7 separate regions of the Mus musculus genome follow, and regions 2, 3, 4, 5, 6 and 7 are each linked to region 1. Evidence: chromatin loops called from intact Hi-C (ENCODE). Cell type or tissue: heart. All regions are shown on one strand.

Region 1 (4,000 bases):
GGGAAGGGGAGGGTATCTGCATGTGAGTGTAGATGTGTGCACTTAAGAGGTGATGCCTGGGTCTTATTCTCACCTGATGGGATTAACAATAGCTGGTAAGTGGGCCTGGAGAGATGGTTTAGTGATTAAGAGCACTGACTGGCTAGGCAGTGGTGGTGCACGTCTTTAATCCCAGCACTTGGGAGGCAGAGGCAGAGGCAGAGGCAGGTGGCTTTCTGAGTTCGAAGCCAGCCTGATCTATACAGTGAGTTCCAGGATAGCCAGGGCTACACAAAAACAAACAAACAAACAAACAAACAAAAAGGCACTGACTGCTCTTCCAGAGGCCATGAGTAGTCATGAGTTCAATTCCCACCAAACACATGGTGGCTCACAACCATCTGTAGTGGGATTCAATGCCCTCTACTGGTGTGTCTGAAGACAGCAACCGTCTACTCACATTAAAAAAAAAGAGCTGTTGCCTAAGGAAGCCAGAGGTATCAGATTCCCCTGGAGCTGGGTGAGTTCTGGGTAATTATGAGCTACCCAGGTGGATACTGGGAACCATAATGAGGTCCTCTGGAGGAGCAGCAAGCTCTTGTAACCACTGAGCCATCTTATGAACCTCAGAAATCCAGTTTTCTTAACATATAATGGATATGTGGACTGCACACACTGGAGTCACAGATACCTTCCAAGTCCAGTTGGTCTGGCAGAGGATTGAGCAAAGGACAAAAGTGTTCTAAAAAGTGATACTCTGCTTCAAACCCATGAGATCATTTGATTTTTCCTATCACTGCCAATGTGTGACAAAACTTTCTTTAAAGAGATGTTTGCAATTGGTCTTTGGCACGGCTTTTTGGCCATCTAAAAACAGAATAAGATGCCTACCCACAGCCTCAGTGTGTCAGCACTTATCCGGGTTTGCCTCCAGACACAGAGCAATCATGGTTCACAAGTTCAAGTAGTGCCCTAGCCCTGGTTGAGCAGCTATAGGCCTGGCCTAGTATTTTTAATCCAATTTAGATCAATTGCCCCTCTGCAACCTGGACCACAAGGCTAGTATAACTCTTTTTCATCCCTCTCAAATATGAATATTTACTACAATTTTTAATAAGGTAGTGTCAGTTACTAGGAATGGTGAGTCTATAAATGAGATTTGTGATGTTGAAATGTGCTCTGGAAGACCTTCCGGTCCTCTGCAGTTACAGTTCTCTTTCTAAAAAGAATGCTGTTTGGAAAATTTACACTAAAAGTATTATTTTTTTGTATGTTTTCTTGCTCTTCATAATAAAATAAAAACATCTCAGTCATGCTTTGATAAATTCTACAACTGCAGGCTGTAATCCTGCCCTGCCTGCCAGAGGTCTATTAGGCATTAATTGGAGTTTTTAATTGTGCATGATGTTTGTAGAGGGCAGGCACAACCTTGTTGCTGTTACATATTGTTTGATTTGAATAATTCATCACGTTTTAAAAAACTACCTAGACATGATTGTAATAACCGGCCCCTATTTTTTTTTACACTAGACTGCTTAAAAATTACTGTCTGTAAATGTATTTTTAATTTAGGGAAAAAAATGTGCTTGTTTGATGGAAATGTGAATTTGCAAGAGATAGGTAATTCCCCTTCCACTGTTCTGAACACAGTGCCCAGCTTGGCAAGGCGGGCAGATTTTCAGATTCCTTTGCAATCTCTCTGGGTCTGAACAGATCCGAGCTGCTCAGCTCCAGGCTCCAGAGCTCGGGTAGCCACAATCAGCCCGAGGTCTTCCCAGTTTACCCCAGAATCCTCACCAACAGCGATCCAGCCACTCTAAGGGATCCGGATCGGTGATTCCCAACTAGTGAGGGAGCGAGCACGTTCGAAATTCAACAGAATTTAACAGATCCCACCGCCACCCAGGCATGGCTCTTATTTTAAGATTAGAAACTCTGATAGATTCTGGATAAATTCGCGTGATGGCTGAATATTTCACTAATGATAACATCTGCATTCATCTGAATGAGTGCTGCGCGCTCAGTTTCACAGATGGCCTTCCACAGGGAACAAACATCTTCAGGTGCTCCGGGTCTCAGCCCAAGACCACGCAGCTGAGGCTGTAGCCCGAGAGGCCGCAGATCCAGCCTGCTCACCCAAAAGTCCAATTAGGCCGGCTTCCCACGGCCAGTGGACACATCGCAGTGCAACTGCTGCCCCCTATCGGCCACGCAAACAATAGCCCTACCCCGCCTCGCTCGCTGGAAAAGGCCTCTGGAAAGGAAAAAAAAAAAAAGGTTCCACCACCAAGCAGTCGAGGTGGTGGTGGGGTGGTGGAAATTCTCGGAAAACCTGTTTTATATAGCCAGCAAGCTCCCACTGCCTCGTTCTAGCGCGGTTGTTCTAAAGAGATGATAAGATGTGAGCTTGGGGAGACGAAAGTGACACTGCTTGGTGGGGGAGGGGCGAGAGACCCAGAAGGTTCGATTTACGGTTTCCGCCCCCTGTTCAGTCATCTGGCCAGGGCTTAGGGGACAGCGCATGCCTTCCGTAGCGACCAGCACGTTCGTTAGAGCACAGGGTGTTTCCCCCAGGTCTCAAGCCGCTGCCTTCCCCATTGCACCTTCAGCAGAGTCCCCTGACCTGCTGCAGAGGTGACAAAGGCCACCCGCCCCGAGAATCTGTCCCCAGAGGCGTCCACAAGTAGGTGTTATCCCTCTGGTGCCTGTAATGCAAATAAAGATGTATCTCATGGAAAAGCACTAAATCCTGAGCTCAAGCCCGGGGCTCCACTGGCGCCTGTGCTGTGTGGATTCTGTCCTAGAATTGAATATTTAAAATTTGCCTCCACTTGGACACAGCCGAGACTGCTGGCGGCTGAGAGCATCGCGCGCGCGTGGGGTTACACTCTCGGGTGTTTCTAATTTCGTTTTCATTATTTTCTCCCACTTCATTACCACCCTCCTCCCAGCGCACACGCGCTCGGCCGTATCCTAACTTGTTCGCTCATGTCCATCTTTGCCTTGGAGCTTTTGGCAAGAAGATATGAGAGAGATGGACGGAGGTGAGCGGAAGAAGGGAGGGCGGGGAAGAGGTAGAATCAGCTGGCAGCCCCGACTGTGTTTGCGTAGGTAGGGGGACGCCGGAGGAGGCTCTGCGGGGGGACAACTGAGAAACCCCGCACGCGCTCGTCGCCTAGGCGCCTGCACTGTGCGGATGCCAGCAGACGCCCGAGTCCACTGGGACCTTCGGGAGCTCGGCTGGCTCCGCTTTCCCGGACTGGCCGGGTCTAGGTTCCCGGGCGGCTGCAGGTACCCACGATGCGCATCCCCGGGGGACAGAAAGACCGGGGCGGCGCCCGGATCCGAGAGCCCCTGGGCGCGGCCGAGACTCTTGGGGCCCCTGGGCGCGGTGCTACCGGGACACGGGCGGCCACCGATCTGGCGGAAGCAGAGTCTGCGGGGAGGAGCTGCCTCGCCCCGGGCGAGCCGCAGGGCTCCGGAGGCCCCGGGGAGGCCGTGCTGGGCTCCGCGCGTTCCCGCTGTGCGCCTTGGCGCGGGCACCAGGAGCCGCCCCCCGCGGGCGGCCACTTCCCGGATGGGGCCGCGCTGTTCTCCAGGACAATCGGGGCTCCTCCCCTCGCCGCGATCTTTCTAGGAGGCTACCTCCGAGATTGCCTGGCGGCTTTCTCCCTGGCGCTACCCTCGGGCTTCTCTCACTGAAAGCCCCGTAAGAAGCACATGCGGGCGGCTCGGCTAGAGATCCTTCACAGCCGCAGGAAGCCAATGGGGAACGGAAGTTCATTTGCGATTGCCCTGATTCTCGCAAAGTTACGTGCTCTGTTTTCAGCCTGACCAACAACACAGAAAATGTAATTCTGCTTTGTGTGTGTGTGTGTGTGTGTGTGTGTGTGTGTGTGTGTGTGTGTGTTTCGAAATCAGTCGTACCTAGTGACTTTCAGAGGAACCGTGGATGGATCTAGGAGAGCCGTCGTCACGCGGCAGGATCTGGCTAAAGAGACTCAGTCCCTTCCTCTCGGCT
Region 2 (4,000 bases), 150 kb after region 1:
GTTGTTAATTCTGGCTTAGGGATTCACCAAGTCTTTGTCCTTGGGACAACTCGTGAGTTTTAGTTTTCTTTTGAAGTCTTTGTGTGGTCTAAGTTATGTATATGTAGCTTGTTTTCTGTTGTACATATAGAAAATCCTTAATTTTAAAATGATTTATAGAATTGTTAACAGGGAAGGTTTTTTAAAAAATTTATTGTTTATTTTATGTTCAGTAGTACTTGTCTGCATGTCTATCTGTGTGCAGGTGTCAGAAACTAGAGTTACAGACAGTTGTGAACCACCATGTGGTTGCTGGGAATTGAACTCGGGACCTCTGGAAGAGCACCCAATGCTCTTAACCACTGAGCCACCTCTCCAGCCCAAACAGGGAATGTTAATTGAACAAAATTAGACACTGAGTAAATCTGTGATTCAAATTTACTGGGTTTTAGTAGTTTTAAGGTATAACTTGCTATTCAGAGGATTGATCAGTCAATTGATTTATTGATCTATCTGTGAAGTTACCCATTTTATTTTGGTTTTCGTTTGTTTGTTTTTGTCTTAGCATTAGGGTCCTAAGTCTGTAGTTTAGAAGACGACCAAAACTTAACTTGTTACTTTTTTCCCCTAAAATTCCTTAAAGACATTAATTGGTCTGTTCTTATAATGCTGTTGATTAAACTCAGGTCCTTGTGCCTGCTAGGTGTGGAGTCATAGACTCACATTCTCAGCCTGAAGAGACTTATTTTTACAACATCTCTGAAAAACATATATTTGTTTCTTGTAAGCCTTATTAATTAAACACCAGGATGGAACCTTAAGGCCCTAGCCTGTGGTAAAGGTGAGACAGATGGACTCTAGTGTAGTGTTGGTTTGGATGTGGAGCCCAGTGGACTCAGCTAGCTAGAGGGAAGCCTGCATTTGGTCCATGTATTTGTCAGAAAAATGAAAGAAGGAAGGGTTGGAGAGGAAAATTGTTCTGCTATCTTCCTAGAAGGCACTGAAGGCTTACTAGTCTTTGGGGACATTACTCAAATTGTCTAAACATCAGGGTCATCACCTGTAAAGTGGGAAGATTATAGTACCTGCCCTGTTGGCTGCTAGTGCATAGGAATAGTGTGACAAGGAGTACTAAGAGATGTGCAGATCGCTTTGCTACTTCTTGGCACAACCATGTTTTCTAAGTAATTGATAATACGATGTAGTCGTTGTTTTGATGTAGTAATGATGGATGAAAATCAATGCTTGAAGTGCATTGGAAGCAAAGGGAGTAGAACGCAGGAAAGGACTCGATAAAGGCTTAACAGCTGGCCCTGGGAGCCGTGAGGAGGCACCGGGGAAACGGGTCATGCCCTCCCTTGTCCCAAGGAAGTAAGGCTTTCAGAGTGGCTTACACAAATCCCACACTTCTGGGTTGTTTGTTTTTGTTTGTTTTTATTCAGCGTATTTGTTTTGATGAACAATGAACGTGTGCTATTTTAAACTCTTTTGGTATTAAAGTGTGCGTCTTTGGTTCTGACTGAATAAGCTCGTTATCAGTACTTTTTTGTGTGGCTCGTTAGTGTGCTGTCTGAGCAGTTACGCTGCTGCTCTGTTGTATAGAGTCACTCTTTAAGACAAACAATATCTGGAAGCGTGGCCAGGTACCTTCACTGAGCTGGAAGAGGGAGACATGGGGGGAGCAGTCAGGAAGCATGTAGGTGGGAAGGGTTTCCTGTTTCCAGGCAACAGCAAGGCGCTACAGACGGAGAGCAACTTGAATATAAATTCATTCAGGAGAGGGCATTTTACCACCCTGCCTCCTATTAGGGACATAGACTGTGGGAAAGAGGGTGGGGTTTAAACTTGATTTGTCAGTAGTTATCTAAAGCCATTTCTCATGAGCTTTTGTGTGTTTTACTGAAAATATGGTGGGCCAGTGACTAGGTTAGAATTCTACGGTATTTTCAAAGCAGCAGCATCTACATTTGCCTTTTACCCCCCCTCTGGAAGCACGGGGTTTCTGTGGCTTCATTTTCCTGCCAGTCTGCTTGAGAGCCTGAGATGCTCTTGGGCCCTACGCAGTCTCTTTCTCTAACTCCATCTGCAGGAAGGAGGGGGAAGCGCAGCGCACTGGCGCCAGTGGAGGTGCCACCTGACTCTGAGGAGCCAGCAGAGGTTCGCAGGAGCCAGAGAGCCCTCGCTGCCCTGCTCGTGCCATTTCCCCTCCTTATGAAAGGAAAGACAGTGGTGGCAGAGGCTATTTGCACTCTAGCTAGAATGGTTCATTTTGAGATTTTGGAAGTAGGTGGTTATTTAAAATTTGAGGCCCCTCCTCAGTGATTTTATATCTGGGGGTGTAATCTGTGGCCATTATGGACCCTTGTTCTTTACTCCAGCCTCCTTGTTAGGGAGAGAAGAGCTCTCTCTGTGTGCTTGCAGAGCGCAGGGCCTCTTTCAGATTGCATTTTCTCTGGAGTTGTTAGTGTGAGTGGCTTTCCTCCTAAAACCTGCTTTCCATTGTTTATCTTACTTCTTGGGATTAAGTATTTTTCAGAATGGAAGTCAGATGAGTGGTCTTGTCAAGGCAGATCATGCACAGATCGTTCTTTGGTTAGACATGGAGAGGAGAGCAGAGCAGGTGCTGCCTACGGTCTTGGAGCCGTGTGTGTTTATCACTCCATTAGGAGCCTGCCATAGTCACTTGTCCTGTGATATTTGGCTACCTTAAAAAGACTTCCCACTTAAAGGGCTACAGAGACTGTGCTGCGGCTTAAGCAAACACACAAGGTCCAGGCTTTATGTAGGATCCCCTGTCGCCATGCGTGTCCAGGGATGAATCACTTCTTGAAGGGTCTAATCTGTCTCCTTATTGTCCTCTCAGGAAAGGGTCACATTATTTAAGTGTAACTTCTGAAAGCCTGGCAGGCCTTTTCAAGGAAATGTTGATGGATGCTCTGTAGTCCCTCCCATCCCAACGGACTTCTTTATGTTTCTTTCTACTTAGACACTTAACCTATGTTTAGGGCGCCTCTTTTATTACCAGAAAGAAAAAGTTAAAAGAGTAATCCTTACTATTGATACGGCTTGTTCTCCAGTTTGATCCCTGGTTCTTTAATCAGACATGAAGTTTCCTCTTCTAGTCCCTGGCCACATTCAGTTGTTTGTATATAAGAACAGTAACAAAATCCTATTCTTAGTGAATTAAAAATCCTTATTCGTATTTTCCGTAGGCCTTTAAACTGTTTTAGGATTCTGAGTTAGCAATCTCTGGAATATCTTTGTTGATTATGTCATTGTTTATGGTGGTGGATTCCCCATAACTGGATTGTATTTGAGAAGTTTATTTCTAAACACAACAGATATTAAGAAAAATATTTTTAAGTAAAATTGGTTGCTTAAGTTGTTTTGTAGACAGTTTAGATAATTTTAATTATCAGTTTTATATATTTTATGTATAGAAAATCATAAAAAGATTATCATTATAAATTGGAGACCCATGCTTATTTTTATTTATTTACCTATCTATATGTATTCTTTTTTTGCTTGTTGTTGTCCTGATTTTAAAGAAGTGACTCTGTTACAGTATTTTGAATAAAAGGAGGCTCTTAAGTGCATTGGATTTTTCTCAGTTAATTTTTGAGACAATTATTTTCACTGTCTCCTTTCAGCATTGCTCTGATTGGTAATTCTTTTGGATGTACAGCATCGCTTTTTTATCATATTCCCAGATTCATGCAATAAAATGTACTTAGAATTTGTTTTATTGTAATGTAGATAGTAGCAAGATTTCCTATTACATTAGTAAAACATTAGTTTTTGATGTCAATTATATTAAATGTGAATTCTTAAATTTATCAAAACTATATCTGATATGTAGGTGTGTTATCAGGAAAATGTATCCCAAGGTTAAAAAATGTTAGGGAGTATTTAAAGTAAGAGGAAATGTCATGGTTTTAGTCTTCTATCATTATGCAAATAAATGTTCAAGTTTGGAAAACCTAAATTCAAGGTTCTGAATTTTCAAACAAGGTAATGGCTT
Region 3 (4,000 bases), 280 kb after region 1:
GTTCTTACCCATTGGTACAGCTGGGTTAATTTTATATGTGCCTGTTTTAGACTAGTATGCTTAGCTATTCCAGGAGACTTAAACACATTAAATTCCATTATCTCCGCTTCTTCTCCTGTTCTTTACCTGCTAGTAGCTTTTATCCTCTTTTCATGGGCTTATTGCCTCTAAATACACTTTGTTAAGACATGTGTTATGTTTAACTTCTACAGTGAAAAGGAAGAGGTACCCAGAGGTTTTGTTGTTGTTTATTGTTTTCTTCTTTCTTTTGACAAGGCTCCTGCTTTATTCTACTTTGTAGACAGTACTGCCTGTCATGCGAAGGAGCCCAGCTTCTTCCAACAGGAGTGGGACTCAAAACCAAGGCCGTCAGGTCCCTTTCCCGGATCTGTGCTGGCAATCATAGATGCTTAAAGATGGCAAGAAGACAGAGTGCCTTCCCACTTCATCAGATACATTGAGAAAGAAAGATTCAGCCCTTTGTCTCAACTTTTATTATAGTCGTCTGTCTGTAGAAACAACATTGGGTTTCCTGTGCTCTGTTGCCCAGACTCTGATAATAAGAAAACTATCCATGAAGTGCAGGCAGGGTTCTGGTGGCCTGGATGCCCTGAGTAAAACTAGTGTCTCCCCCAACTCTCACCCATTTCTGCCATATGATACAACAGGTTCTGTTTCCCATGGTAGCCCAGTACTAGTATAGGATACCAATGTCAGTTAGACCTTCAGACACACGCCTCTTATGCTAAACTGTTCCCATGAAAGATACTCTGTGCCCCCATCAAGCCTTTCTCCTCTCAGCTTTATTTACCATGAAGATATTGGTGTAGACTGACCCTTCTCCTGATGTCCTGATATCCTTCCAGACAATTTCTGAGGACTGGCAAGTGCTATCTCTGACTTAATTGGAGCCCCATATCTCTGCAGTTTTATTTCTCCTACCTGCTAATTGGTCTCCTGCCTCCAGTCGCTGCCAGCCAAGGTTGTCCTGACTGCCTCTGACATAATTATCTAACTGCATATCTCTCATCATGCTGTTCCTCTAACTAAGACCCTTGGCTAGCCCTCTGTGTCCTCCAGCCTAATTTCCAGACTTAACTGAGTCCTAGTTTTGTCAGCCAGAGTCATCTCCCATTACACTCACATGGTGTCTTATCGTTTACCCACACCAGCGAGGTGACCATTTCTCAGAAACACAGCAAGAATATGCTTCTGTATATTTTCATCTGCCGTAACTTGTCACTCTCACTACTCTGCTGAGGGGAAGTCCACCTTGCTTTCCAACTCAAGTACTCAGAGAGTAAAGGATTTTCTCTGTGCTCCCAGCGAACCTTCTCATAGGCCTCCACTTGCATTTCTGCAGTGTAGCTCTTCCCTTCACTTGAATTGCAAACAGACCAAGGGTCTGGCAGGATCCCTTAGCCATCATTCTATTTCCTGCTTTACACTGGGTGCACGTGGTATTTAAACTTCTTAATGTTATCAGTCTCCATGATGGTACATAGTGCTTCCTGAACAAGTGAATGAGAAGTGAGTATTTGAACTAGCAAGAGTAGGAATAGATGGTTGATCTACAGTATTTACTTGCTCCTTTGTAGCCTGTATATTTATCACAGTGCCAAGCATTGTGCTTTGAGATCTGCAAAGTGGGAACAGTCCTTGATAATACTTAGCTTCCTAAGCCACTTGTGATCGTAACTGGCTCCGTCATGCTTTGTATCCAGAGGCTGGACCTGAGATTTCTCACTGATTTGCTCCTGTCCCTTACTTTGTCGCCATTCCTACTGTACTCATCTTTCCCCTTCTTTTCTTACGGAGAATCATTGCTGAATCAAACTGGCTGACAATGGAGTGTGAGAAGATTGCAATGTGTGCTTAAACTGAAATCCCTGTAGCTATTTTCATTTTTGGGTGTATAGCAACACCTAGTGGCTTTGTGTATTATTTCAGAGACTTTCTAGAAACAGGGTTGCTTATTTTCTTTTTCTTTTCTTGTTTTACCACTGTTTACTTATTTTCATTAATTCATAAGAATAGATGCTGAGGAATAAATGTTGATCCATTAAAAAAAATCATTCACTAACTAATTTACATAAATAATAAATATTTTATATTTCATAATATTCATAGTCTGGGACGCTAAAGAAGCCTTTTGTAGGAAATCCACCTTCTTTTTCACAAGTATAGATTTTTCTGTTCATACATATGTATATTTGCCATATCATAAACACATTTTTTATATTCTGTAATCTTTAGATAAGAACACCTAACAGGTATCATATCCAATTTTACTTTGTTAGTAAGGTATTCATATTTGCCTTGGTGACATGGAATCACAGTTACACATGTAAATTACTTCTTTGAATATATACATTCTGATGAAATTTTAATGGGCAATTTACTCTACCTTAATTTTTTCTAGATAAACATTTACATCAGCTATTTAGTTTTTCTTATAACTGTATTATTTCCCTTCCTTGCTTATTGAAAATTACAGCTAAGTCAAAATTTAGGATTTGGGGAACGCTCTCCCTCTGTCTTCTCATGCTGCTGGCTTTGCTTAGTATTACAACTCCTGCCCTCCTTGTTTTTGTCTACTGTTGTCTTGGTGCTTCTTTCTGTCTTCGGACTAGGTTCAGGGAACAAGTCACCAAGTAAGTAGTAGACTCCCATTCTCCCAGGTTCTTAAATCTATGCCGTTTCCATTGTACTTTATTGGGTACAGTTTCACAAGGACCTAGATTTTGGGAAGGGACATGGCCCACTACAGTAAAATGCAGGTTTAGTGGTTCTAGTTTTGCACTGTTAGCCACTGGGCAGCCTTTGTTGTACTTTACTGCCAACTCACACACAAGTAAATATACATTGTATATCTGCTCTGTCTGCTGCCTCCTCCAAGAGTCATTACTTCTCCCTTCATGGAATCTGAAGTCAGAATAATGACATTGACACAGCAGTAAGCAGTGGGCTCCATGCATGTTGCATCCCATAAAATCATATTACCAAGTGATGTCATAGCAGTCCTTACTCTGTGATGTCACAGAGTTCCCAGAACCAGTTCCTGCTGTTAAATTGAGCTGTATCCCAAGGCCTTAGTTTGTTTTTGTTTATCTTGGTTTTTTTTTAACCTTTTGTCCCCATAAAGCAGGATCTCATTAATTTCCCAGGCTGTCTTTCTATAGCCCAGACAGATCTTGAACTTGGTATCTTACTTACTGCCTCAGCTTTCCAAGTAGGTAGTAGTATTCCAGGTCTATGTCAGTAAACATGCCTAAATGATAATGTATTTCATTGCAAATATCATGTACACCTATTTTTATTAAAATTTTATAAAGACACTTTGTAATGTTTACCTAAGTTTCTAGCTTAATTTTAAAGTCAAACTTCATTACCCCAAATATCCAGCAAGCAAACGCATAGGATTCTTTATTCCTACATTTGGTTCAGCCATTTCATCTAAGAAGGAAAATTTCAAACCTTTATGGCTACTAATTTGAGGGTTATTGACTTTTTTTTTGTGCCCTTGGTGTCTTGGTACATTTAGTACAATGTGCTTAACAGTCAAGTGGTGATAAGAGAGGCAAGCTTACCCTAGGTGGCAAATCAATTAAGGATTCTGTAGTTTTCCTATGGTACTTATCAGTGGAAAGTGTGGTCATAGCTCTTTAAAACATCCAAAGTGACCATATGATTTTCAAATATTGGTTCCTATTCTACAGCCTTAACACCACTATTAAAACATCCTTCCTCTTCAGACATCAGGTGAAGATTAGTGGGAACAGCATCAAAATATACATTTGTAACCTCTGCAGCCATTTCCTTTAAAGTGAAAAAGTAATGGTTCTTCATCAAAAAACCTAACTTCATTATTTAGGAATGTAAGAGAAATACCGATATGGGACTTATAAGACTCTGTCTCAATTTTGATTAATTTATTCAGTATTCTTTTTTGAAATGGAGTGGGAAGTTGTCTCGTGTATTCAAGGGTGACCTTAAAGTT
Region 4 (4,000 bases), 210 kb before region 1:
TTCTGGAGCAGGAGACATGGTTCAGTGGTTAAGACTGCCTATTGCTCTTGCAGAGACCCGGGTTCAATTTGCAATACCTACACAGAGATTCACAACTATCCAGTCAGACCCTGCTCTTCATGAGCTTCTGTATGTATATGGTGCACATAAACACATTGAAGCATATGTGCACATAATTAAATGATATTTGACATGTATGGGCACTGTGCATGCATACCTATGCATGGATGTTATTCAATGACAGAGTTCCAGCATCGTCAGCATGTGAGTCCCTGAACCTCAGAAGGAAAAAAAAATATAAAACTTTAACTGGAGTACATCCTGTAGGGTGCTTAGAGAGAAGATTTGTGGCTCACCAACTTATAGAAATTTATGGACCATTGAATGCTTACAGTTTTTCTTTTTCCTTTTTTTAAAAAAAGATATACAATTTACATATGCAATTTACAAATTAAGTAAGACAGTTAATTGGTAACAACTTGGGTTATAAACAGCCCCCAAAGACAGAAGAGAGTGCCAGAAAACTGTGAACTTAGCACAGTAAAACAATGGTAAACTGGTATTTATTCAAGAATCCTAAGTGTAAGCTCTCTTTTGAACATGGGCTTCACTGTCATCAGGCCTGTGGAAAGGAGTCAAACTTGTAATTTCCCACACCGAGCCTTCCTCAGGTACCCTACACTGATGTAATAAGGATGTGAATAGGCAGAAGGCGGAAGAATTGGCTCTAACCATGTGACTCACAGAGAAAGACAGTGAGCTGGCTCAAATGCTGAGTAAGGCTCTAGCATCCGCAGAGCCTCAGGCCACTTGGCGGATCCTGGTACCTGCTGCTTCAGCCTACTGGGTGCTGGTTTGCAGGAACCCACACAAGTCAGGGCGTGGAAGCCTGGAACTGATAACACCCAACACCTAAGCTCGCTCAGGTCCTCGCAGTTGCTCCTGGCTGACATCCAAGAAAGAGACCCTGACCTGTTTGGATGTCTAAGAACCACTCAGGAAATGAGATCCATGGGTTGTGTGCCGGGGACCTGCCGTAGAGGCCCCAATCCAAATCCTAATCGCTTTGAGAAACATCTGTAACCAAATCCAGCAGCAAAACCGAACCTCACAAAGGACCCACCCAGGTTCCTCCATGAAGTGTGCTTCTGCTCGAGCACCTAGGGGAAGGCGACAGGGTTTTATGGGACTGACTGCCTTGACCTTGCTGCGTGGACATCGCCGTCGCCTACTCCTTTTGTACTTCTATTGCCTCCGCCTTAGTTTTTAATCTCCTGGTTGTTTTTACGTTACCTTACTGACCTTGTGTTTTGCTTCCCTCACAAACTTGAAAGGGGAACTGAACTCATAAGAAAAACGAAACAAAACCCAAAACGAAAAGCGCCCCCAAACAAGACAGAAACTCTAATCGTTTCTTTTATTCGGAGTCTCTGAACCGGTCTGTTCAAATCTTCATTAACTTTTCTGAGAGCGAGCAGGAAACACGCAGTGTTTCCTTACTGGAGAAGGTTTCGTGGCTGGAGTCAATGCTGCCGCATGACCAGCAGGGGGCAGTAGCACACTAAGAATGCAGGAACCGTCCCAGGCTGTGCGGAACACTGTTGAAGGGTTTGCGCTGGTCTGTGTAAGAGCGATGAGCTCAGCTCCGATGAAGTCTTTTGTTTTGTGTCCTATTTTACAATGCACGGTTCAGTTTTCCATATGAATTGTGACTTAGGCAGACTTCACTGTGACAGCTGGGCTCAAGAAAATGAGACGTAAAGAGGAAAATGGAAAAGGGAAAGAGGAAGTTCAAGTGTTTCAAATAAACTACGTAGAGAAGGCAGAAGTAATTCCCCCGTAGAGATACAAAGTTTGTCCCTTCGCTGTTACCATCCTTAATTCTGCCCTTCCGTTTACAAATTAAACTCATCCTTGCTTTCTCTCTTTTCCTGCTACTTTCTTTGCCATACAGTTTTCTGTTTTGTTTGTTAAGGATTTGTGCTTTTAAAAGATAAAGCTAGTTTAAACCAAATGGCTTCAAAAGATCCTATCATTTCTGAATACAGAGAGTGGATGTTTTTGTGCCTTTTGAATACTCGTTAGTCATTAATGTGTATGTTGCAACAACAAAAATGTCCCCTGTAGCCGTAAAGCTTTGGATAAACAGCCCAAAGCTATCGCTGAGATCTTTATCTGAGGACCTGGAGGTAGAATACGAAGTTCACATTGAAACATCAGAGACCTGAAGATCATTATAGTCAAGGATCATTGGGGTTTGGAAGGGTAAAAGGTGATCAGGCATCCAAGCATGGGGATTCTGCTGCTGCCGGGCCTCAGCCCACGCTGTTCCAGGAACATTCTTGCCTCATTTATCCAAAACACTCGTTCCTTCACCAATCTGAAGTGTTTGTGCAAAAATCACATTCTGGGTGGCTTTTCCCAACCACTTCTGTAAAGGGATGGTCAACTCTCTCCGTAGTCTTTCTTATATGAATCTTGGTCCACTTTTCTCAACAATAATGGCTATTAAATGTCACATTAAACATTTAACATTAGACATTTAAATATTATAAATTAGACAACTGGGACAGAATCCATCAGTCAACTAATGTCTTCACTCTCTATAAAAGGGGAAAACTAGGGTTGATCCCAATAAAACCACCACCCTGCCACACATAAATAAAACCACCACCCTGCCACACCCAAAGACAACAACAAAAGTAAAAGTAAGTCAGGAATGATGAGAATTTCAGGAAAAAAAAAAAAAAAAAAGATGGATGACAGACAAAAAATAGCAAGAAAATGCTTATAAAAAAGAACAGAAATTTTCTTAAATAAAAAAAGAGAAACTTAGACCCCAAACCATCTAAATAAAGCACATCTTAAGAATTTTTCCATATGTTGTGTTTTGTGGTTAAAAGAAAGTTATGAAAAAGTATATAGCCCATAATCATAAAGAAAGAATTACAATTAATTTAGAGAAAAATTGAAATACATAAATAATAATAGTGTATAACACAATCTCTTAAACCAGCTGCAATTTAACAAAATTATTTATTAAAATTGCCTAGAATTTACATTCAGAGGCAAAAATAGGCATACCTTGATAAAGTACATGAAGAAACATAACATGAACAATATTTTTTAATTAATTATATTATAAAACCAGAAACCACAGCCATCAAAACGTAACTTAAAAAATCCTCTGACCTTGAAAATTTTATCTATTAAATCTCAATATCAATCTCAGTTGATTCTGAGAATTTCTAGAAAAAAAACCCCACAACAATAATCTTTAAGATCAGCTGAAGAATGTTCAGAATAAAAATGAGAGATCATCAATACAAACTAGGAACTGAAATAAATGCGTTTCAGTGGGAGAGGATATACCTGCAGTGACCTGAGGTGCCAGGGTACATTGATAAGAAAGGGAGACTCCCCCGCCCCACCCCACCCCCGCTCAGAGGGAAAGGTGAATGGGGAGGGGAGGGGTCATAAGAGAGGGGACTGGGAAGAGGGGTGATTGCAATCAGATGCAAAGTGAATAAATAAATGGTAAAAGAAATAAATAGCCAGGCATAGTGGCGCACACCTTTAATCCCAGCACTTGGGAGGCAGAGGCAGGCATATTTCTGAGTTCAAAGCCAGCCTGGTCTACAAAGTGAGTTCCAGACATCCAGGACTATACAGAGAAACCCTGTCTCAAAAAACAAAAAGCAAACAAACAAACAAAAAAAACAATAAATAAATAAGTTAATTATCCCACTCAAAAATATATTTAAAAACAATAGTTTTTTTCCCGCAGATTTATTTAATTTTATTTTTGACTAAGCAACATGAAACAAATCCTAATAGATTAACCACATTTGGCATTTTACTAGGGAAAGGCAAACCATCATACAATGCAGGATTCATCCTTTTCAGCCTGAAAGAGAGGAGGTGAGATAAAATATTGGGTAAGCAAATATACTATCATCTTTCACGTAGAAGATTACTGTTACCACAAATTGGCTTTTAT
Region 5 (4,000 bases), 160 kb after region 1:
GGTAAACTTTTCAACCACTTTATCATTCAGAAAAAAAAAAAAACAATGCAAGATAACTCGACTTTTCAAAAAGATTGATTTTTTTTAATTCTATTTTATCTATGTGTTTTGCTTACATGTGTGCAAGTGCACCACATGTGTGCCTTGCTGCCCATGAAGGTCAGAAGAGGGGGGTCAGATCCACTGGAACTGGAGTTGAGGACAGTCATGAATGAGCCTCCATGTGGGTGCTAGGAATTAAACTGGCTTTTGTTCTCTGCAAATTTCTGAGCCACCTTTCTAGCAATTAGTGATTCAGTTATCATTTAAAGAACAAATTGAGCTTTAAGTGCTAATTTAGCGTTATGAGATGTATATCCTAAATATATGTATTTTAAGTTTTCAGGGTGCAGCTCCACAGTAGAGCACTTGCTAGCACAGGTAGTCTCTGAATCAATTGATGGGGAGGTCAGAATTTTTATCTGCTAAATAGTCTTCAGGTTTTATTTTGGGACTAATTTTTAGTAGGGCTGCTTTATTTAAAAACAAAAAGCCAAACATGTTATTATTCAAAATAAATTGTTCTTTAAGCTGTACACAGTATCCTTTTGATGTGGGTCCTTCCTCCCCCCCCTCTTTTTTTAAGATTTATTTATTTATTATATGTAAGTACACTGTAGCTGTCTTTGGACACACTAGAAGAGGGCGTCAGATCTCATTATGGGTGGTTGTGAACCACCATGTGGTTTCTGGGATTTGAACTCAGGACCTTTGGAAGAGCAGTCAGTGCTCTTACCCATTGAGCCATCTCGCCAGCCCCTTCCTCCCTTCTATTAATCGTAGATTCTTTTCTCATATAATTTGAATTAGTTCCCATTCCCCCACGATTTCCAGTTCTCCCTACTTGCCCTACTATTAAGATCTATTCCCTTTCTGTCCCTTAGAACAGGCTTCTAAGAGATAACAACAAAACATAAAAAATAAGATAAAACTTAAAGCATCATAATGAAGTTAGATAAGCCAAGCCAACAGTAGAAATAAAAGACCCCCAAAGAGAAGGCACAAGAATCAGAGACACACTAGTTTGCACAGTCAGGAGTTCCATAAAAGTACTACCTAAAAGCTATAGAATATGTGCAGAGGACTTGTAATCTGTACACAGTATCTTCTATGTTATCCGTTCTTCTGAACTTGATTCAACTAATTTATAGTCGATTTGTTTTTAATATTGAAATAAAAATTATTGAAGCAATACTATTTCTTCTTCTTCAAAGATATTCTGGTAATGTTGTGTCTAAACCTATGTCCTGGGAGCCAGGGACCGTAGCCCCTAGCCTATCCTCTAGACAGGGCCTTTTGTGTCCAATTGTTATTATACAAAAATTTTCTTACTATGTAGTCATGGTCGGCCTTGAACTCAGTATGGGGACAGCTAAGTATGGACAACCACCTGCCTCTACCTCCTGTTTATACCACCATACCTGGTATTAGTTCTAGATAATTTTAATTAAAATTCCATAAATGCTTAAAAGGAAAGTAATAGAGCAGAAAGACGTTTATGGATTCAGAATATGTTCAGGAGATTGTGTATTCTGTTTTCCAGGCTCAGTAAGTTTTGAGAGTCAGTGTCTTTGGAGGCCTGTGGTAACTGATCCGTATGCAAGGAGTGATAGAATTGCATTTTCATACTTTAGGGAGTTTTGTCGTCCTGCTCTGTTTAAAATAAATTCACGTCTAAATTTTATAAAGTAATTTAAAAATAGAAATTGAATTATTTTTGGTAAGCTTTTAAGAATTGTTATATATTAGGGGGCTGGAGTGATGGGTCTGTGGCTAAAAGGGCCTGCAATTCTAGAGGACCTGAGTTCCGTTCCTGGTACCCACATCTGGCAGCTCACAACTGCCTGTTAATTTCAGCTCCAGAGTATCTTATGCCCTCTTGTGGCCATTGTAGGCATTGCTCTCATGTGTCATACACAGGCCATACTTATTTTTCAAAACTGTCAAAGAATTTAGTTACATCTTAGAAAGATTTGGATTTTCTTATAATTTTAGATAGTCTACATTAGAAATTGCTTTTCTCACAATTCTTAAAGAATTCGAGTCTGAGGTTTTCATCTTGCTGACTTCTGTTTTGGTTGCTGTCCCAAAGCTGTATCTGTCTCCATAGATACAGAGGTCAGTAGCAGCATGGCTTTGTCAATGGGTGCTTGAGTGAGAAGATAGAAAATAGGGGGATCATGGCTTCAATTCAGATGAGACCACCTTTCCTAGTCTGGAGCCACACAGAGGCCCAAGGCTCTGGTTGATAACAATCTCACTGGGGAAAGCAACATTTACAGAGGAAAGCTTTATTCACAGTTTAGGGCTTGCTTCCCCTCCCCTCCTCTACCTGTCTCCCTCCCTACCTCCCTCCCTCTGTCTCTCTCCCTCTCTCCCTTCCTCCATCATTATACTTTCCCTAGTTAACTAATAACTAAAATGTATCTATTTTATGCAGAGTAGAGACTTGGAATTCCTACTTTCTGTGATTCACAGTTTTACAAAATAAATTTGCAGAAAGCCAGCCAACAGAACAGAAATTACCTTGCTTTCACAATGCACGCCACTGACAGGAATTATCTTTGCATTTTTTTCACTTGTTTATCTTTTTCTTCCCATGAAGTCAGAAGCACTGTCTGCTTTGTCCTCTTTTCTAGTGACTAGAACTGTAATTGTTCCTAAATAGGGAACCGTGGCAGGATTAGAATGAATGAATGATGGTTGATTGTTCTTACGAGCCTGGGGGGCTGGGGGTGGGGACTGTGAGCCAGAGCTCTAACGTTTGAGGCCGGGGAGGTAGAGGGAAGTGAGAACACACTGAACATTTGGGCTGATCACAAGGGGAGGGAAGGGTTCTGAAGAGTCAGGGTGGAAGTTAATGCAGGCTCAGTGAGAAAGCCTGGGTGAAAGTCCTTTCCCCCTGGAAAGGGGGAGGTAATGTGTGAGGTTATTCAGAGAAGCAGTATGGAATTAGGTATTTGAGGTTCAAAATCCCCGTTTGCCTCATATAATAGGAGTAACTTTATTAAATAAACCTTAGCTTCTCTGTGCCCATTCCCCAATTCTCTTTAAAAAAATATATGTCTTTTGTTCGGTCATGATTATTTTAATGAATATTTTTAATAAGAAAATCATAGTTATCTTTCTAACACTAGCATAAAATTATAAAAGGATAAGGTAAAAACTGAACATACCATGATAGAGATAGTCTTATGTCTATGCGCTAGGATTTGGGGTTAGCAGGTAAAATGGCAAGAGTCAAAAATGTCAGTAGTGATGCGACTGTGGGCCATAGCTATTGTAACAGAAATTGCACATCTACCAATGAATAAAATCCCAAGTTAAGTAAGAAGCCATGCAAATTGTGTACGATTACTGATACTTAAAAATCCCAAGTAAGATAAAAGGGATGATACATTTCACCTGCGCTACCCACTAGAGTCTTATAAAACAACTGAGAAAACAGTTGTTTGTAATTAGAGAACAATTGAAGTCAGTAGAGTTAAATCCTAATTCTGAATTTTTTGGGGGTGATTTCTGCTTCTGGATCCACTGGTTTTTGTTTTGTTTCCAGATTGCTTTATCGATCAGGTTCTCTTTCTTTCAGGCAATTATTTGAAAGTAAAAACGCAACAGAGTGGCAGGGTAGGAGCTAACTTCTGTTTCTCTTACAGAGAACCTGGGTTCAGTTCCCAGCACTCTCGAGGTGGCTCACAACCACCTGACCTCTGTTCCAGGGCATCCAAATTTCTCTTTTGAGCATTGTGGGCACCAAGGATTCATGTGGTGCATATGTATACATAAACACATGCACATCAATAAAATAAACAAATCTTAAAAGAGAAAAGTGCAACTGAAACGACAGCACATGACTCAGATTTCCAGCTGCCTCCAGTGCAAGAGCGCTTGCTGGTTTAAATGTTCAGTGGTTTCCTGTGGCTCTGCAAAGCACAGAGGAACCTAGGGCCTGATGTGGTTT
Region 6 (4,000 bases), 140 kb before region 1:
ACATTTGAGCTGTAGATGAAAATCACAAAAGATGTATATTCCTATGGAAAAAGTGACTTATGGATAGATCTAATAAGGACCTAATGTTTTCTGGTGCCCGTGACCTCATATATCTGAGCCTTCTCTTTATATGAAAGCTTAAGAGCTTACATAACCTAACATCATTGTTTCTGGCCTACAATGTTGCTATGTTTGTTATCTGAAGTTAGAGGATGCGTTGAGGACACTTACAATTACAGTGGAAGGGTTTATTATTTATACACCCTCTCTTACTGTTAGAGTTCTCTGAGGGTACCAGAATGTACAAGGATAGAAATGTCTGTTTTGCTATGTGGCTGATGAGTCCTCTTATCCATTACCAACTGACACTTTCACTTGATGTTAGCCATAAAGACCAGAAGCAAATGCTATCGTCTCCTTTAAAGCATACCTCCTCAGAGCTTTCCAGAAAGTCTTATCTGAGCCAGGAGGATTCCCTAAGAATGCTTTGAGCTGGACACTTTGGCCTCTACTGAGACAGGAGCTACCTGTTGCTGCATAATCCCAAACTTACTTCATCACTGCACTTCAGGAATAATAGGAACTAGATGGGAGACCATGGTATTGAAGTGACAATGACTGGGGTGATGTAACAAATTTGAGGGCCATGACTAGATCACCTTCATTTGTGTCTAAAATCTGTGATGTTCTCTTTCAGAAAACAGAATCCAACATTATCTACAGACATTAAAATTCAGGTGAGTCAGCAGGTCAGGAATAAGCTGTACACCTTTTTTTTTTTTTAACTTCTGTTTCAAGAACACATAGTAATTACCACAGAATACAAAGTGTATCCTGTTTTTTTAAAAAGAATATCCTGATGCTTTAGCAGTAGTAATGCATTTTATTATGAGCTGCCCACAGGCAGTTCTTAGGTTGTGACTCACTTGAACAGGTTTGTTGGTTTTGATTTTTTTTTTTTTTTTGGATTTCAGTTCCCCCAGTCTAAAGAACATTTTATTCTCAAATGAGGGGGGTGGAGAAGGGAATAAAGAATAAAATATGCTGGAATTCCCCAGAATGGAGTGAGTTAGCACAAATATGGAACGACAGGCAGTTTAATCAAAGACCAGAATAAGGACATGATCGTGTGTCACGCCAAAGCTGCTATGTGATTTCTTATGTTTAGCATTTGCTTTCCCATGACTCTGATTTGGAGAGCTGTATTATCATGAGTCATCCTTCTGTTTACAAGGCTGACGTTTTGTTCTCTCCTGTCACTGTGAGGAGAATCTGATGTTCACATCATTCTAATTTTCTCTCCTAAAGGAGCTAGTTATGTCTGCAGCTGATACTCTCGGTAAAAAAAGGGATCATGAATTGCTCTGGGTTTCAGAACCTTAAAGGACATCTTCTAAGGAGGGTGCAAAGGCCTAAAATCCCTTAATCAAGTTTCTAATCGAACACAAGATGGCCTCATATTATGAGCCTTTTGAGAGCAGCAGTAGCATCATGTCTTCACCAAATCAAATAGGATTCTTATTTTAGCCTCCACAGCAGCTCTTTCCTTGCAGAGAGAAGCAAATCCCTGAGCAGCCTGTTCAAGAAGAGAACACAATAGCCATCTCACTCTCCCTCCCTCCCTCCTTCCCTCCCTCCCTCCTTCCCCCCTCCCTCCCACATGGTTCCAGCGGCTATCACGTCTTAGTTAACGAACAACTAGCATTTCATGGATTCTATTTTTTTCAGTCCTTTGATTCTTCTATCAAGCTTGTTACATGGCTACTATTGCTACCTACAAGTTACAGAGCAGAGAAGGAACCAGAAAGACAAGGGCCTGTTTCTGTCACACAACCAGCAGGTGGCAGAGCCAAGACTCAATCAAATATACAGTCCTCATACCAGTGATTAGGATTTAGAATCATTATGAAAACAAAACTTGAGGGACGCCTTGGAAGGAATGACTAGAGTTGGTTCATCAAGGCAGGGAGATTCACCTTAAATGCGGAAGGCATCATTCCATCATCCACAGTCCTGAGATGAACAGGAAAAAGAAGTCAAGTTGCGCTCTGAATTTCATCTCTCTCTGCTGTCTGACGACAGAAGAGATGCGACCGGCAACCTCAAGTTCCCAACGTCTTGGCTTCCTCCCATGATGGACTGCCACCTTGCACTTCCTTCCTTAAGTTGCTTTGTCAGACCATTTTGTGTTAACAACAGGAAACGTAACTAATACATCCCCTCAGACTCCAGGCTATGAGTGAGGATGCTCTGGCCTCGGTCTCAGACTGCACAGCCAATGACTACCTGCCCTCCATCTTGTGTGTCTCGAACAGGATAGGAGGGCCATGAAGAGAGACACAACACATAAGTACCATAGAGTCATCATGGTAGATGTGCCTACAAATGTCCTGCAGGATCTCTGTCCTGGATGCCTTCTGTCTGTGTGCAATTTATGACTCAGTAGATGAGAGTACCACTTTTAGATGTAGGATATCCTGATAGCTGGTTGGCATCCATAGTAACTTGGTATATGGTCCTTGGTATAGTGTAATCACATTCCTCAGAAGTTTCATTTTTATCCTAATGTGACTAGTGGCCAGTATGCACTGAACCTGGATGACCCACTTTTTCAAATTGAGTCCAGCTTAAGCATGGAGAAATTGGGAAATTTGTGCAGTGAGCAATTTGCAATTTAACACCTGGTTAAATTAATAGATATCCAAACCTGTCTAGACACAGACTATTATGGCTTTAATATGTCCCGCCCAAAGTTTATGTGCTGGGAACTTAATCCTCAGATGTATTTGTTAATGATATTTGGAGGTGATTAGGATTAAATAAAGTCACAAAGGAACGGCTTCTATAATGACATTAATAGAATATACTGCCTGATGGACTGATGGAAAAATTCCTTCTTTTTGCCTATTAGTACATAAATTATGCTTAGTGCTTTTCTAATTTTTATTAGCATTTATTAATTGTACAGACTAATGGGTTTTATTATGACCTTTCATTCATGCATCCGGCACACTTTATTATTTCCAACTCCTTATTACCATACCCTCCCCCACTCCAGTTTATCTTTCCCAACCTGCAAACCTTCCTTCTACTTACCCATGCTATCTCTATCATAACCTTTCTCTTGAATTGTTACATGTATACATGCATATAAATACATAAAGGCAGCCTGCTGAGTCTGTTCCGTGTTGCTCATATGGGAATGTGCTTATGGGTAACCCCTCGTGACTGGATAGCCAATCAGGGAGCTTGTCTCTGCGGAAAACTGGTTCTCCCTCTCTTTTTCTGCACCCATTAATTGCTTGTAGGTCTTTGTTCAGTGGTAGGGCCTTGTGCAATTTCTCCAGTCTATGTTGTCATGTCAGTTGGTGGTCTTGTTCACACAGCTGTATTGTTAAGATTTTGTGGGTTCAGCTTCCCTGTCATATGGAGAAGAGGCAATCTTGCAGCGGACATCCTGACCCTCTGGCTCTTACAGTCATTCTGCTCCTTCTTGGACATTGTTCCCTGAACACTTAGGCACTAGTGTTGTAGATGTATCAACTGGGCTTGGGCTCCCCACGGCCAGCTGTTTTCTGCACTTAAACTTTTTGTGAAATTATAATTACATCATTTTCCCCTTCGTTTTCTTTCCTCCTGTGGTAGTTTGAATGAAGATGACCCCATAGGCTCAAAAGGAGTGGCATTATTTGAAAGGATGAGGACATGTGGCCTTGTGTGGAGTAGGTAGGGCTTAACTGGAGAAAGTCATTGTAGAGTGGGCTTAGAAGATTCAGAAGCTCAAAGGTAGAAACTGTGGCTCTCATCCTCTGCCTGCTGATCCAGATGCAGAACTCTCAGCTCCTTCTCCAGCACCATGCCTGCCTGCACACAGCCCTGCTTCTCTCAATGATGGAAATGCACTGCAAGCCCAGCCCCAATGAAATGTTTTACTCTATAAGAGTTGTCATGGTAATGGTGTCTCTTCACAGCATCTCCAAACCCTTCCATATCTTCCTTG
Region 7 (4,000 bases), 160 kb before region 1:
GGAAATAAAGCAACAAATTTCAGTGTCCTGAAAGGTCTGCACTGCCAAAGAAAAGTAGGGGACGAGTGGAGTGGGCGTGGCTGTTTGAGAGTAACTGAAAGCTCTGTACACAGCAGTGTACAAAATTGTCCCCGCAAACTATCGGTGCCACCACCATGCAAACTACAGCAACAAGGCATTAGTTCTGGGTCCATGGCTGCTCCCTCCGTTGGCCAAATAGGAAGATGGAGTTGGGTGGTGGTCAGATTCCATTGTTTTTCAAAATTGTCTAGGAGAGCTAAGGAACTAACAGGCAGTGGGGTAAGGCATTAGAATACACTCCAAGTCCACTATATACATGTGTGTAAATGTCCTTATGTTGCTTGGCACTGTGTGTAATGAATGTATGTCAATGAGAAAAATAAAAATTAACTTAAAAAATTCCATTGCTCTTATTCTTTATGGTTCCTTGGCCTGGCTGGATATGGAGTCATAATGGGCTCCAGTTTATAATAACATATTCAGTCCAATGTAGTCGAGAATCTACTTTGTGATGTCAGGAAAGCCAGGAAACCCTATCAGATCAGGGAACACAAGGTTTCTAATAGAGCAAAGGAGCAAAAGACCGCTTCCTTTTTCAACTTGGGTAGGAGCAGAAGTGGGTTATGTTTTCCAATCTTCTGAGTCAGTGTTTGTCTGGGGGCGGGGAGGGGTGTGCATGTGGGTGGGACTGCCCACAGAGGCCAGAAGTGGGCGTCAGGTTCCCTGGAGCTAGAGATACAGACAATTGGGAGTTTCCTCATGTGAGGTCTGAGAACCAAACTGCTGTCTTCCACGAGAGCAGCAAATAGTGGACGTTGATAGAAATACGTGGTGGCCAGACATTATTTTTTTCAGCTAGCATATTCAGTACTTCCTTAAAATTCAAAGAGCAGGAGGCTGGAGAGATGGCTCAGCGGTTAAGGACATTTGCTTCTTCACGCCATCCCTCTGGTGCACTTGGAGAGCCTGACAGTGCAGGAGGTTCTGATACAGAGCTTCCTGGGCCCTTGAAGTCAGGTGATGATGATGGCTAAGGCTCTGTCAAAATAGAGACCCAGAGATTCAGTAAGGCCAATCATACTGTGGACTAGTTAGTGTAAATCCCAGATAATGTAGAAAATGCAAGGCATACTTAAAAATCATGAGTTGCATGTATTTAAACTATGAATTTATTAACCAGAGCTGGAATTGTTTAAATCCAGATAAAATAACCATAGTAAAATTGTTTCGAAACTAAAGTGCTTGTTAAAAACAAAACACCATTAAGCAAGAAAAAAATAATTCCTTGCCATTAGTATTTATTACTTGAACATTATTCCATAAAGATAAAGTGGTTGTTTTGATTCATCTCCATGCACTTGAATCAGTCTCTTTGTGTCCAATAACACGTCACAGGTATTTCCTTTTAAGAATGTGGTGTTTTAGACAAAATATTTAAATATTTTCAGTAAATTACCTCCAATGTTCATAATGCTGTATTTTATGGATGGTGAGATTAAAATTATTAAAATCTCCACTCACACAAGGTAAAGGCAACAGATTTTAAACCAAACAGATCGTAAGATGTCAGCATACACCAGGGCTTTCCTGGTCAAAACAGAACAACATTACATTCTAACTAGAAAACCAGAGAGAGAAAAACAGATTTTAGAGATATACTGATTCCCACACCGATGTCAACCCTCAGTATGGGGCTGGGGGTGAGGGGAAATCACATTTCTAAAGTGAAGCATTAGAAGCAAAAAGGCAAGGTCTATCAGTCATCAGAAATGAGACCACAGTGGCCCACGGAGCCACCGCTGACCTGGCTAAGTAGTGTCTTCTGGGTGTGGCGTCATTCTATTCCCCCTCCTAAGAAATGAGTAGATACCTATTTCTAGCTCTTGCAGCCACCCACCCTCTGAGACAAACAACGCTGCAAAGTGACCTCCCAGACAGGCAGGAGAAAATGGCAAGGCACGCAGCGACTCGGAGAGGACAGTGTTAAGGAACACTGAATGTATTCTCTCTGAACTCACACTGTCTCAATGAGCCACAAGAGGCAACTCGGAGGAGCCAAGTGAAACTGAATAGAAGAAGAAATTAGCGAACAAATACTTTTTCCTCTTCAGGAAGAACCAAAAAAAGAAAAAACAAAAACAAAAACAAAACAAAAAAGTAAGAACCCGTCTTTTGCAACCCAGGTTGGAGAGTCCTTTACTCATGTGACATTCCTTGGTTCCTCCCACAAGTCACAATACAAGCTCACACTCCGCTGAGGGTCCCTGTCTGCACTGCCGAAATCAGGTGAGAGAGAAACCCGGTACAGCGCAATCATCCACGGATGTTATCTTATATCGGTATTTTGTTTTCTCAGTATGGTCTCGTAACAGGGATTATTTTTTCCCAAGAACCACAAGAGGGAGTGTTCTTACTTCTTTGTCACACTGCCTAGCTCTGCCACTGGAGAGATATTACCCCTATTTTGTTTAAATGATAAGGCATATTATTAAACAGTAGGCAAGCTCCTTTATAGTCATCTAAAATCTGAGAGATTATCTGCTTCTCTTTTATTGATTCGTATTTATTATTTCCTAGATGTTTTCTTGGCCACTCGTGATGAAAGAGAAAGCAGACAGTCTTTCCCTCCAGTTTCTTCTCTCCTGTGTATCATCTGGGCTTGTGAAAAGGGATTTCTCCATTAAGCTGTGTGCAGCAAGTGCAAGAGCGGGGTACAGGGTTCATGAACCAGCAGCAAGGGAGTCAGTTATCTAGGAGTAATGGCTGCTGCAGCAGGCTGGCTGCTTTTGTCCCTAAAAGGCTAACAGGAAACCACACACCGGATTCTATCCCTTCTCACCCAGGATGATAATAAATAGTTTATTTTTTTTCAGAATCTGAATTAGGCTGACTTTATACACTGACTCCTTAAGCCTGGCTCATGAACAGTCACTAAAACAAAAGGATTGAAAGTATCCAGGGACACACAAATGTGTGCATGCACACACACATACACATGATACCCATGCACATGCATACACATGCACACAGGAAGGGAGAGAGGGAGAGAGAAATTGAGCTCTGGTCAAACCTGCTGATGACAGATGATCATCATAGGGCTCTCTTTCATTTTAAAACAAAAACAGAGAGCTGTTCTCAAAGGGGAAAAAAAAGGTATTTGTTTGGGATAGGTACAGCCATGGCATATTCAAGGAGCTCCAACAAATGGGGAGTTTTCAAAGGCTACACTGATGACTTTTCCATCTGATCCCTTAACCCTTGGCCACAGTGGTGAGTGAGAGTGGCCTTGGTCTAGGACTGAACAGACAATCTGGACAGATGTCCTTGTACAAGTACTGTTTATGTAAAGCTGCGGTGGCTTTTTGAGGCTGCGTTATGGTGCAGCGTAGGCTGCGAGTCTTTCGTGTCCTCTGGGGTACTGCTGACCAGGCAAGCTTGCATAAGAAGCTTCCCTCAAAGTCTCTGGGCTCTGTTTGCTTTTTTTTTTTTTTTTTTTTTTTTTTTTTTTAAGTTGGCAGTATGAGTCTATTTTGATTTTTTTTTTTTAATTTTGAATTTCTTTTACACAAGGGATAACTCACGGATTCAGGTACCTCCCGTTATTCTATTTCAGCATCTGCCTACCGAGTTCTGTCTTGGCTTGTGTGCAGAGTAAAATAACTTTAGGAGCCAGAGTGGGAACTGGTCCATTTTACTTCTTTCTACAAGCCATTCTCCAGTCCCAAGACCCATTTGGATGGGAAGTAAGCTTTGTGAATGCCTGGAAAGAGAATACAGAACTAGTAAGCTTGTAGACCACAGACTCTTAATGTGGGTCTCATAGTTTTCCAGGCCTGTCAGTTTGACTGAAAATAAATGACATCCTTTAACAGAAATTTAACATTTCTTCCAATTAAATGTAGGTATGGTAGATGCTGCATGTCTTGGTTAGGGTTTCTGTTCCTGCACAAACATCATGATCAAGAAGCAAGTTAAGGAG

Evidence for each region. Hi-C counts contacts between places; a loop is a spot of excess contacts. Peaks named below come from ENCODE experiments on the same cell type or tissue, not always from the same donor. Only the 100,000 strongest peaks of a DNase experiment are listed, where the experiment ranks them.
Region 2: a loop joins it to region 1, with 2.9 times the contacts of the local background. A loop is called at or near these places in 12 of 42 quality-filtered maps.
Region 3: a loop joins it to region 1, with 12 times the contacts of the local background. A loop is called at or near these places in 9 of 42 quality-filtered maps.
Region 4: it touches region 1 in a loop (5-fold over the local background); 37 of 42 quality-filtered maps call a loop at or near these places.
Region 5: it touches region 1 in a loop (6-fold over the local background); 13 of 42 quality-filtered maps call a loop at or near these places.
Region 6: it touches region 1 in a loop (2.1-fold over the local background); 12 of 42 quality-filtered maps call a loop at or near these places.
Region 7: a loop joins it to region 1, with 9 times the contacts of the local background. A loop is called at or near these places in 13 of 42 quality-filtered maps.

What each region holds. Positions count from the first base shown.
Region 1 is chr16:50,528,470-50,532,469 of GRCm38, reverse strand. The region is part of intron 1 of G730013B05Rik (RIKEN cDNA G730013B05 gene); the gene reads right to left. Among named protein-coding and RNA genes, the nearest start is that of G730013B05Rik, 4.2 kb to the right of the region's middle. In heart, a CTCF peak has its summit at 2,172 (motif pointing left); DNase peaks (open chromatin) are centred at 2,189 and 3,529; H3K4me3 peaks cover 2,349 bases; H3K27ac peaks cover 2,365 bases.
Region 2 is chr16:50,379,222-50,383,221 of GRCm38, reverse strand. The region is part of intron 2 of Bbx (bobby sox HMG box containing); the gene reads left to right. Among named protein-coding and RNA genes, the nearest start is that of Bbx, 51 kb to the left of the region's middle. In heart, a CTCF peak has its summit at 2,076; a DNase peak (open chromatin) is centred at 2,071; H3K4me3 peaks cover 995 bases; H3K27ac peaks cover 557 bases.
Region 3 is chr16:50,252,615-50,256,614 of GRCm38, reverse strand. All of the region lies in intron 7 of Bbx (bobby sox HMG box containing), which reads left to right. Among named protein-coding and RNA genes, the nearest start is that of Bbx, 180 kb to the left of the region's middle. In heart, a CTCF peak has its summit at 1,934 (motif pointing left); no DNase peak of the experiment used is centred here.
Region 4 is chr16:50,734,514-50,738,513 of GRCm38, reverse strand. No RefSeq gene overlaps it. Among named protein-coding and RNA genes, the nearest start is that of Dubr, 3.7 kb to the right of the region's middle. In heart, no CTCF peak of the experiment used is centred here; DNase peaks (open chromatin) are centred at 843 and 1,583; H3K4me3 peaks cover 1,778 bases; H3K27ac peaks cover 1,708 bases.
Region 5 is chr16:50,372,709-50,376,708 of GRCm38, reverse strand. The region is part of intron 2 of Bbx (bobby sox HMG box containing); the gene reads left to right. Among named protein-coding and RNA genes, the nearest start is that of Bbx, 58 kb to the left of the region's middle. In heart, a CTCF peak has its summit at 1,931 (motif pointing left); no DNase peak of the experiment used is centred here.
Region 6 is chr16:50,670,753-50,674,752 of GRCm38, reverse strand. No RefSeq gene overlaps it. Among named protein-coding and RNA genes, the nearest start is that of Mir6363, 54 kb to the left of the region's middle. In heart, a CTCF peak has its summit at 1,832 (motif pointing right); no DNase peak of the experiment used is centred here.
Region 7 is chr16:50,687,718-50,691,717 of GRCm38, reverse strand. No RefSeq gene overlaps it. Among named protein-coding and RNA genes, the nearest start is that of Mir6363, 37 kb to the left of the region's middle. In heart, a CTCF peak has its summit at 2,419; no DNase peak of the experiment used is centred here; H3K4me3 peaks cover 657 bases.